2 separate regions of the Homo sapiens genome follow, and region 1 is linked to region 2. The links are chromatin contacts, found by Hi-C or POLR2A ChIA-PET in ENCODE. All regions are on one chromosome and are shown on one strand. The core of a region is the stretch at or near the end of the contact, and the rest is flanking DNA. Distances in the headings are between cores, read along the strand shown. Region 1 has its middle 110 kb from the start of LINC01747. Region 2 overlaps LOC124904963 (a long non-coding RNA gene).

Region 1 (4,627 bases), core at 1,927-4,426, 100 kb after region 2:
TTTATTCATACAAAATGGAAATTATTAGTTGTAGTGAAACCATAAGTATTGGCTGAGAACCAGGCACAAAAGGAACCAAATGGAAGCCCCGCATTCAGGTTGAATCTAGGAAGCAATGCCGGCTGCAGGTGCAGAATTCATCAGCAGAACATGGCTCTCAGGACATCTTTGTAAAGGTCTCTTGTCTTCTGGTGTGAGGCAGGCCATGTGTTCCTCCAGGCATTAAGGTCAGAATCACTGATAACAGTTTGGATGTCTCCATCAAACCTTATTTTGAATTGTAATCCCCAGTGTTGGAGGTGGGGTCTGGTGGGAGCTAATTGGATCATGGGGGCAGATTTCTCACGGATGGTTTAACACCATCCTCTTGGTGCTGTCCTTGTGGTAGTGAGTGAGTTCTTGTGACGTCTGTTTGTTTAAAAGTGTATGGCACCTCCCCACTGGCTCTCTTGCTCCTGCTCTCACCATGTGATACATATGCTTCCACTTTGCCTTCACCATGATTGTAAGTTTCCTAAGGCCTCACCAGAAGCCAAGCAGATACTGGCACCATGCTTTCTGTACAGCCTGCCGAACGGTGTGCCAATTAAATCTCTTTTCTTTATAAATTACCAGTTTCGGATATTTCTTTACAGCAACGCAAGAACAGCCTAACACAATCACCACGGGAAGACCTCCTCTCCCTGATGGTGGCTGATGAGGAGACTCACTTCCTGGAGTAGTCCAGTTACCCTCCCACAGCTATCACTTGAGGAGGGAAACACATTTTCTCAGGACTCCCTTAATCCCCTGTGTCAATCCAACTCTCTGGCACTTTTGCCTAGACTTTGGGTCAAGTAGAAAAAAGTGAGCAGCTTTTCTGATGGTGTAACTGATATTTCTTTATCCTAGGAATGTATTTTGGTGCAAAGCTTATAGTGCAGAAGTCTAAGACCCAAAAATCAGTTAAAAAACAGTTAACACATATTTTAAAGGTGCTTTACAATGACTTTGCAAATATGTATTTTAAATATACAACTTCTTCCTAAGTTCCATTATTTGTACATTAAAACTGCTCCAGGAATTGGTCAACTTCAAGTCCAGCCAACTCTGACATTTAATTTCTAGAGAAACTGGGCATTTCTAACAAAAATCTAAGAGCTTAGATAAATAGTAGTAGGTAATTTTGAGATCCCTGCTTTGTGAATGGGGGCTAAGAGGCAGAACTAATTTCTGCTGCTTTCTCTGAGCTCTCTTCTTTCACATATTTTTTCAGTATTCAGGAATTTCCTAAATGGCTTTAAGGATAATGTGATCCTTTTCTAGATGAGAAAGAAGAACAGGGGCTCACTCTGTGTAATCTCTTTCCTGCTTCTTAGAGAGGGCACTGGGGACATTTTCATTCCTTCATAGTTCCCCACCCTTTCCAAGAGTGCATACTCTTTTGCTTGACAACCTGCCAGGTGACTTGGCTTAAAAATAGGTTATCTCATTCATCAACTTAACAAATATTTGCTGGGCATATCCTATGAGCTGGGAACCGTGCTAGAACAAAGAATAAAATGGAGCCTCTGCCTTTATACAGCATATCACATGGTCAAGGCAGACTGCAATTATGACACAATGTGTCATGTTAAGGGTGAGTGTGGGGACTGAGGAAAATTGGAGGTTTTTCCAAACCTCAGTCCTGAAGAATTAAAGGAGGCATCCTAGAGAGAGTGATGTGGAACTTGAGACCTAAGGGACAAGTGGGAGTTAGCAAGGGAATAACAGTGAGAGTTATTAATGTATAGATGTTTTTTAAAGTGCTGAGGCTGAATGACATCACCTGGAGAGTGAGCATAGTTAGAAAAGAGAAGCTGATTATGGAGGGAAAAGGGAAAACCAACAGAACAACTGAAAAGGGGAAGGAAAAGACTAGAAGCCAAGGGTCAGAAGTGCAGTGGGGAAGAGGAGTCGGGGGGACACTGTGTGCAAAGGCATCAGGTGAAAGAACAGCCAAGTGCATGCTGGCAACTGAAAGGAGTCTGTGGTGTGGCTGCTGTGGCATCTCATTAAAGAACATCCAGGCAGGAAGCTGGGAAGGTGGTAGGGACAAGTCTTAGGAGCCCCAGACACCAGATTAGGGAAACTGGACTTTATCCTAAGACAATAATAGAAAGCCACAAAGAGGAATATAGAAGGGTGGGGTCACCTTAATTCAGGCAAAAGTTGGGAGTAGCTTCACCAAGGGGTGGTGGTAGCAGAAATTATGATGAAGGAAAGTGACCAATTCAAGAAACAGAAAATAGAATTGCCGGAGTTTGGAGATGAATTGATTGGATTGAGGTCTTGAGTACTGGGGAACATTCATATAGAGGTGAGCAGTTTTAAGGCCCAAGATACTGAGCTATGATGACCATTTTGAGTTGAAGGTAGCTGTGGTCACAAACACTGCCTCAGTGGGTGAGAAAAGGGGTTGTGCTTCTTATTTGCACTCCCAAGTAAGCATTCATAGCTATTAATTAAATGGACGAGCAAGTAAATAAGCAAATGAATGGATGCATCCAGGTGCATCCAGTCCAGTGACAGTTTTATGTGATGAGTATAGAGACAGAGCAAGGCTGGCATGCCAACAGGGGACCCAGCAAAGTGTCAGAGAGAAGCCATGGGAGTGGATGTCACCAGAAGGGGACTGTGAGGAGGAAACGACACTGAGGTCAGGAACTTAACCAGACAGGCACTGAAGAAGCAGACAGAGGAAGGGAGCTCGTGAAGGAGGAGAGAGGTGGGAGGAGAGCCAGGAGTCAGATAACTTCGAATGCTACAGAGACACCAGTGAAGGCAGAACTGAGATGGGGCCATGAGGTTTGGTAACAAGGAGATTGCTGATGATCTGTGTGCAAATAACTACGGCAAGGCAACAGAGTCTTGTTCTTCCAATATGTCCCTTGGTCCATAAGCGCTGAGAGGAAGTGACAATCTGTGAGTAGAAACCAAGTGAAAGGAGTGTTAGTGCACTCTTCTTTAGAAGAGAGCAAGGCAGAGCCTGTGAGAGAAAAATGTCTTTGTCTCTTGTCTCTCTTTGTCTGGCTCAAGGTAATGTAATTGCCTCAGACTTCCCAGGGAAGCAAGTGGCTCCCACGTTCCTAAGCAAAGGCCAAGCCATAGAACAAGGGCAGAGGCCGCCACTGGGAATGTTTGTGTTGTTAATTTTTTGTAGTTGAATCATATCGGGAAAATTGTTTCCAAGTTGCTCAAACATGGATAGAGAAGCTAATGTTTTGCTGGAGGTTGGCATTTTTCCCTGATGACATCACATGCCTTGTGTCACCAGTTAAGGGATCATCAGTAAAGCAAGTGGTCAACGCTATGCAACCACAAAAATATGCTTCTCCTCAAAAGATAATAATAAAATATGTAGAAACAAAATCGGTTCTAACAGGGAGACTCCTTGGTGAACTTAACCATCTAGTCACTATATACCAAGGGCACGTCTTAAAAACAAAACAGGAAAGCAAACAAACACAAAAACAACTCTGCTCCTAACCAGCATTTATCATTTAGCATACGTGGGTTTTAAGAAAATACTGAAAGAGATTAGCTCTAGAGAGGTGAAATGCAAATGCAGGAGGAAAACAATCCAGGGTTAGGAATGATACCATATGTCTGAATAAGAATCATTTCCAAAAACCATTCTCCTGTGACTTCCTATATTTCTTTGTTTCTGGCCTGCATAAGAGAATGTTTTCTTAAGAGCAAACATGTAAAATGAAACAGGAATGACTATTGGCTGACCACGAAATTTTCTCCCAACAAGTGCATGCACTGGGACTCGAGATTCTTCAACTAAACCCGAGTGTTACACCATGAGATCATGAAGCCAATAAAACATTTGCTGCATGCTAACTATGCCAAATCTCACTTTTCCAGAGATACGAGGATGGAATAAAAAGAGAAAAATAAGCAAATGTTGAAATGGAACCATGTGTTCTATGTGCAAAGCAGAAAATCTGAACAGTGCAAGGAGGGTGGAGAATCACAGGGCCTGTGGGGTTGAGAACAAGATGGCAGCACAGGGAGCCACTCAAGCATATTCTTCTGCTTGACATTATACCAGCCTGATTCACACCAGTCACTGGTGACGAGTGGTCACTAGTAAGCACAAACATTTTTTCTGGAATTTACTTCCCCAAATTAATATTTTTTTTTCCAAATTAATATTTTTTAAATGCTTTATTTTTTTGGCTTTCATGATGTCATGATGTCTCCATTTTGCTTCAATCTTACTGGCCACTTCTTCTCATCTCCCTTGCTGTCCTCTACCTCTCTTCGTCTTCCAAATGCAGAATACAAAATGCCACCTTCTCCTTTTGTTCTAAACATGCTTCCTGGCTGACCTCATGCACTCCACTGGTTTTTAGACATCCTGTAAAAGTTGGCAAGTTCTCAACTCATATCTCTGAGATTACCTCTTCCTGGACTTCAGATACCTTATATGACAAAATGTGGTTGTTATTCTTGAGACACCTTTGATGTCAGTAAATCCTACTCACTTTATCTTCCAAATAGATGTGAAGCGGGCCGCTGCATCTGCACCACTGATCCAAGACATCATCATCTCTCTCTTGGGTGACAGAGTGGATTCTGCTTGTGCTTCTTGCTCCTC
Region 2 (4,596 bases), core at 1,118-3,617:
ACACTTATCAGACAGGACATTAGAGATTAAAGGACTTAGAGGCTGCCTTCCAGGAGCTGTGCCAGGGCCACACCTTTCTTTGGGCAAGGTTAACCCTTTACTACTTGCAGAATATGAATATTCCAGCTCCTTCATCGCCAGTGCGGCCTCTCTGGGGTGTGACCAGCCCTGACTCTGTCTCAGAACTCCCTAGCAGGAGGAAGCCAGAAGCACCCACGTGGTTCCTGGCTCACTTTTTTCACTCCCCAGTCCCACCTTTCCACTGTCTTGCCTCTTTTTGTTGTTGTTGTTCTGGGAACACTTTCTAATAAATCTTCACACAAAGACTTGTTTCAGATTCTGCTTCCAGGGATCCTAAAATAGGACACTGTAAGAATTTACAAAGTGATACATTTCCTGTATTTCATTAACCTGCTTATGTGAATTACTGTTATTTTCAAACCTCAGAAATTAGCTGCAGCTGCTCTTAAGATTAAATCTGGAGAAGCCAAGATAGAACTTGGAGTTGAGTCTCGCAGTGGCAACCGGGTCTAAGGAAGGGTCACCTGGCTAGAGCTGGAGTTGACACCCAGCCGGTCCAGGAGGGGCCGCTCCCACCAGGGACTCCAATCAGAGGTGAAGGGTCAGGGTGAGGAGAGAAATGCTCTCACTTCCCTCTTCCTCTCACCTCCATCTCTTGACATCACTTCCCGTTGGATGAACCTAAATGGAAGCCAGTAGGCAAGAGAGCCTGGAAAACAGCGTTTGCAGGGGGCGGTTGTGAAATGGATCTAAAGGCAAACAACACGTGATGGACACATGTTTCGTAACCACTGATAGAGAAAAAGGCAATAGAAAAACATTGATATTAACTTAGTAGCACTTTGGATAATTAAAGCTAAAACAAAATCAGAAGCCAGAAGAGCTGTATATACTTACAAACAACAGTGCAAATGTGTGTGCAGCACCTGTTGGGAGGCCCTGGCATTAATTCTAGGTCCCTCCATCCTTCTCTAGGGGTGAGCAGCCAACAGGGTGGTGCTTTCTCTACTAGAAGAGTCAACAGCCACAACCCCTCACCCCAACAGCTTCAAATGACATGCCGAGAACAGCACGTAGAATCCCCTTATGTTTACATGGTGTTGGTGCCCTTTGAAAATCTGATTAGCTCTTTTAATTACCATGGACCCTTTCAGCACTTAGCTGGTAAATAGCTAACTCTAATTAATAACTCTCTGTATGCTTGGGAAATATCACTTATTTTACTGTCTGTCCTTCTGGTGCCAGTGGCTGCCAGAGCTCAGCACCTGGGAGTGACCCCACTTCACTGTCCCCTGACCTTCCACTGTTGCTCTGCCTCATTCCCCTAGACCCTGAAGCTTCTCCACCTGAGGGGAACGGGATCAACTGTGCAAACTGCCCAGAAAGCAGGCATGCCAGGGAGCACTTCCTGGACTGTCTGTAGTGAGCTCTGTGGACAATGGGTGTGTTTTTCTCTTTAGGGCTATAGATAAACCACCTGACGGCCAAGCTGTCTGAGCGCTATGTGGTTCCACCATACGGAAGCATCTGAAGAGCTGGCGAAAAAGCTGCCAGCACCCTAGGGGGTAGAGTTCGCGTCTCTGACTGCTGTCCCATCCCTGCTCCCAGAGAAGTGCCTGGCATGTAGCAGGGCTGCAGTGTGTCTTTGTGGATGGAACAAGCCCTGATATTTGGGCCAAGCAACCAAATGCCAGGCTGGTGGTCCCACATAAGTGTGGTGGAGTGGGTCTGCCTAGCCACCCACCAGCTGTTAAGGAGGAAGCGGTGGTGCCTGTGGTCCATAGAGCCTGAAGCCTTAGTTGGTGGTTGATCTGCTTTCTGGGAGGATCAGAAATTCCCAAACTTTAATCAAGTAGCGTTCCAGATGAGTCCAGCGACTCTGCACAAAAAAACTGGAAGCCCTCGAAGGAGACCTAAGTTCAGATCAGGGCTCACACGTTTTCTGGCTACTGGATGTGTTTTTCTATTGCACAGATTTGCAGGCGCTTTAAATGAGAATGTGTGCCCCGGCACTTACTAAGCACATCAGCGAAAGCTTCACAGCGCACCATCAGCCAGGCCTGCTGCTGCTAGACCCTCTGCCAGACACTGAGAAGGAAGACGTTTGTGCCCTAGGTCAAAGGCAAACCCTGGGTCCTAGGGAATGTCATTGAGGTTTGCTTAAGTAAAATGTTTTCATTTAGGTTATCTATGCCAATAAAATGATGCAAAATTCATAAAAGCAGGTGGAAGCAAAATCGTGTCTGAATGTAGGACCCTCTTCTAGTTCCCTTTTGAAGCAGCCGCTTAGGCCGTCTGCAATTAAGCCGATTTGACAGTAGAGGGCAGCAGAGGGTGCCGTTTCAGGGTTCATTCGGCCGCACAGGCACAAGCTCCCTACCGGCTCGGCCTCAGCCGGAGGCCCTGGCAGAGCTAACAATGGCCGGCTCCGCCAAGGCGCGAGCAATGAGCTGGATAAAGTCTCAAGCGACCCCCAGCTCAGGCCTGATGGAGAAGCTGGTTATGTGCACAGCCTCTAACTCTGACCAACAGCAGGTTAGGTCAGAGGCAGGACTAAGGGGAGACACATTCCCGGTGTTTCTTTTCCTTGTCGGCATGTCCAGGGTGTGGGGCAGCTGCCGGATAACCCCAATTGGGGTTATCGTGGTGTTCAGGCTTCCCTGTCCCTCCTGCAAGCAGCGAGCAGTACCTTGAGCCTGCAGGGAACATATGAAGATGAAGAACCTCATCTTCTAACTCCTCCAGCTCCCAGAAAGCTTGCCTGGAAGCTTCCTCCTTGGGCATCCTCTCCCGGTGGGGATGGCTGGGCATGGCCAGACAGCCCTTCTTCCTTCCTCTCTCCATCAGTGCTGAGATGAGCACGGTGAAAATATCCAACAATGGGGAAGAGAAAAGATGGAGGCAAAATGCAAGCACTTGGAGAGGAAAGAGGGCCTGGGAAAAAAAAGTGAATCACATTTTGAGCCATTTTCCTTGTTTTTTGTTTCTAAAGATGCTGTTGCCCTAGCTCTGAGTATCAAGGTTAGTAAGTGATCCACGCAAAGACAGTGGGACTCTGGTTCCTTGTAGAAACCACCGATGAACCCAAGCTATTTTATTTTTTTAAATTTTATTATAAGTTCCGGGATACATGTGCAGGATGTGCAGGTTTGTTACGTAGGTAAACGTGCCATGGTTGTTTACTGCACCTATCAACCCATCACCTAGGTATTTAGCACTGCATTCATTAGCTAGTTATCCTGATGCTGTCTCTACCCCTGCCCCACGACAGGCCCCAGTGTGTGTTGTTCCCCTCCCTGTGTTCATGTGTTCTCATTGTTCAGCTCCCATTTATTATTATTATTTATTTTTTTGCAAAGTGAAAGCAAGGTTATTAAGAAACTAGGCCAGGCACAGTGGCTTACGCCTGTAACCCCAGCACTTTGGGAGGCTGAGGGGGGTGGATCACGAGGTCAGGAGTTTAAGAGCAGCCTGGCTAACATGGAAACAAAACCCCGTCTCTACTAAAAGTACAAAAAAAAAAAAAAAAAAGAAAAGAAAAAAAAATTAGCTGGGCGTGGTGGCAGTCGCCTGTAATTCCAGCTACTCGGGAGGCTGAGGCAGAGCATTGTTTGACCCCAGGAGGCGAGGTTGCAGTGAGCCTAGATCATGCCACTGCACTCCAGCCTGGGTGACAGAGTGAGACTCAAAAAAAAAAAAAAAATGTAAAGGAATAAAGGAATGGCTACTCCGTAAACAGAGCAACCCCTAGAGCTACTGGTTGCCTATTTTTATGGTTATTTCTTGATTATCTGCTAAACAAGGGGTGGATTATTTATGCCTCCCCTTTTTAGACCATATAGGGTAACTTCCTGACATTGCCATGGCATATGTAAACTGTCATGGCGCTGGTTGGAGTGTAGCAGTGAGGATGGCCAGAGGTCACTCTCGTCGCCATCTTGGTTTTGGTGGGTTTTGGCTGGCTAATTTTTTTTCTTTTTTCTTTTTTTTTTTTAATAAGCAAGGTCTTTATGATCTGTATTTTGTGCCGACCTCCTGTCTAATCCTGTGACTTAGAATTCCTTAACCGTCTGGGAATGCAGCCCTGTAGGTTTCAGCTTCATATTACCCAGCTCCTGTTTAAGATGAAGTTGCTCTGGTTCACATGCCTCTAACATTCCCTTTTATAAGAGAGCCCTTAATCCTAAGGGTTGCAGAGGGACAAAGATCCATCTTCTGTAACTTCTTCAGGCTGAATAGGGGCAATGATATTGTCTAACTATGAGGGTCTCTTGCATTCAGGGTAGAGAGGCAGCTCCCACTTATGGGTGAGAACATGCAGTGTGTGGTTTTCTGTTCTTGTGTTAGTTTGCTGAGGATGATGGCTTCTAGCTCCATCCACATCCCTGCAAAGGACATGACCTCTTTCCTCTTTATGGCTGCATAATATTCCATGGTGTATATGCACCACATTTTTTAATCCATTCTATCATTGATGGGCATTTGGGTTGATTCCGTGTGAACCTAAGCTAATTTCTTACCCATTCCAGGTTTCATATTTTTATTCAGGCAGGCACCCCTCCCTGGAGTTTATCC

The links. Hi-C counts contacts between places; a loop is a spot of excess contacts on that map. ChIA-PET counts read pairs that join two places held with the same protein, here RNA polymerase II (POLR2A). Pooled maps may share reads with other maps.
Region 1: a loop to region 2 is called in a map of endothelial cell of umbilical vein, with 4 times the contacts of the local background. The contact joins two enhancer-like sites. A Hi-C loop is called at or near these places in 8 of 168 maps with a recorded cell type or tissue (Caco-2, K562, PC-9 and 5 more) and 7 of 50 pooled maps. POLR2A ChIA-PET finds 5 or more read pairs at or near these places in 2 of 52 experiments (BJ and CD4-positive, alpha-beta T cell).

What each region holds. Positions count from the first base shown.
Region 1 is chr20:22,792,900-22,797,526 of GRCh38, forward strand. No RefSeq gene overlaps it. Among named protein-coding and RNA genes, the nearest start is that of LINC01747, 110 kb to the left of the region's middle. Within about 2 kb of position 3,177, at least 14 of the 41 ENCODE cell types and tissues checked have a DNase peak (open chromatin) inside an H3K27ac peak, as active enhancers do.
Region 2 is chr20:22,689,469-22,694,064 of GRCh38, forward strand. It overlaps LOC124904963 (a long non-coding RNA gene), which reads left to right. Exons shown (of 2, transcript XR_007067729.1): 2 at 1,996-2,242. Among named protein-coding and RNA genes, the nearest start is that of LINC01747, 6.4 kb to the left of the region's middle. RefSeq lists a silencer at 2,337-2,436. Within about 2 kb of position 2,368, at least 2 of the 41 ENCODE cell types and tissues checked have a DNase peak (open chromatin) inside an H3K27ac peak, as active enhancers do.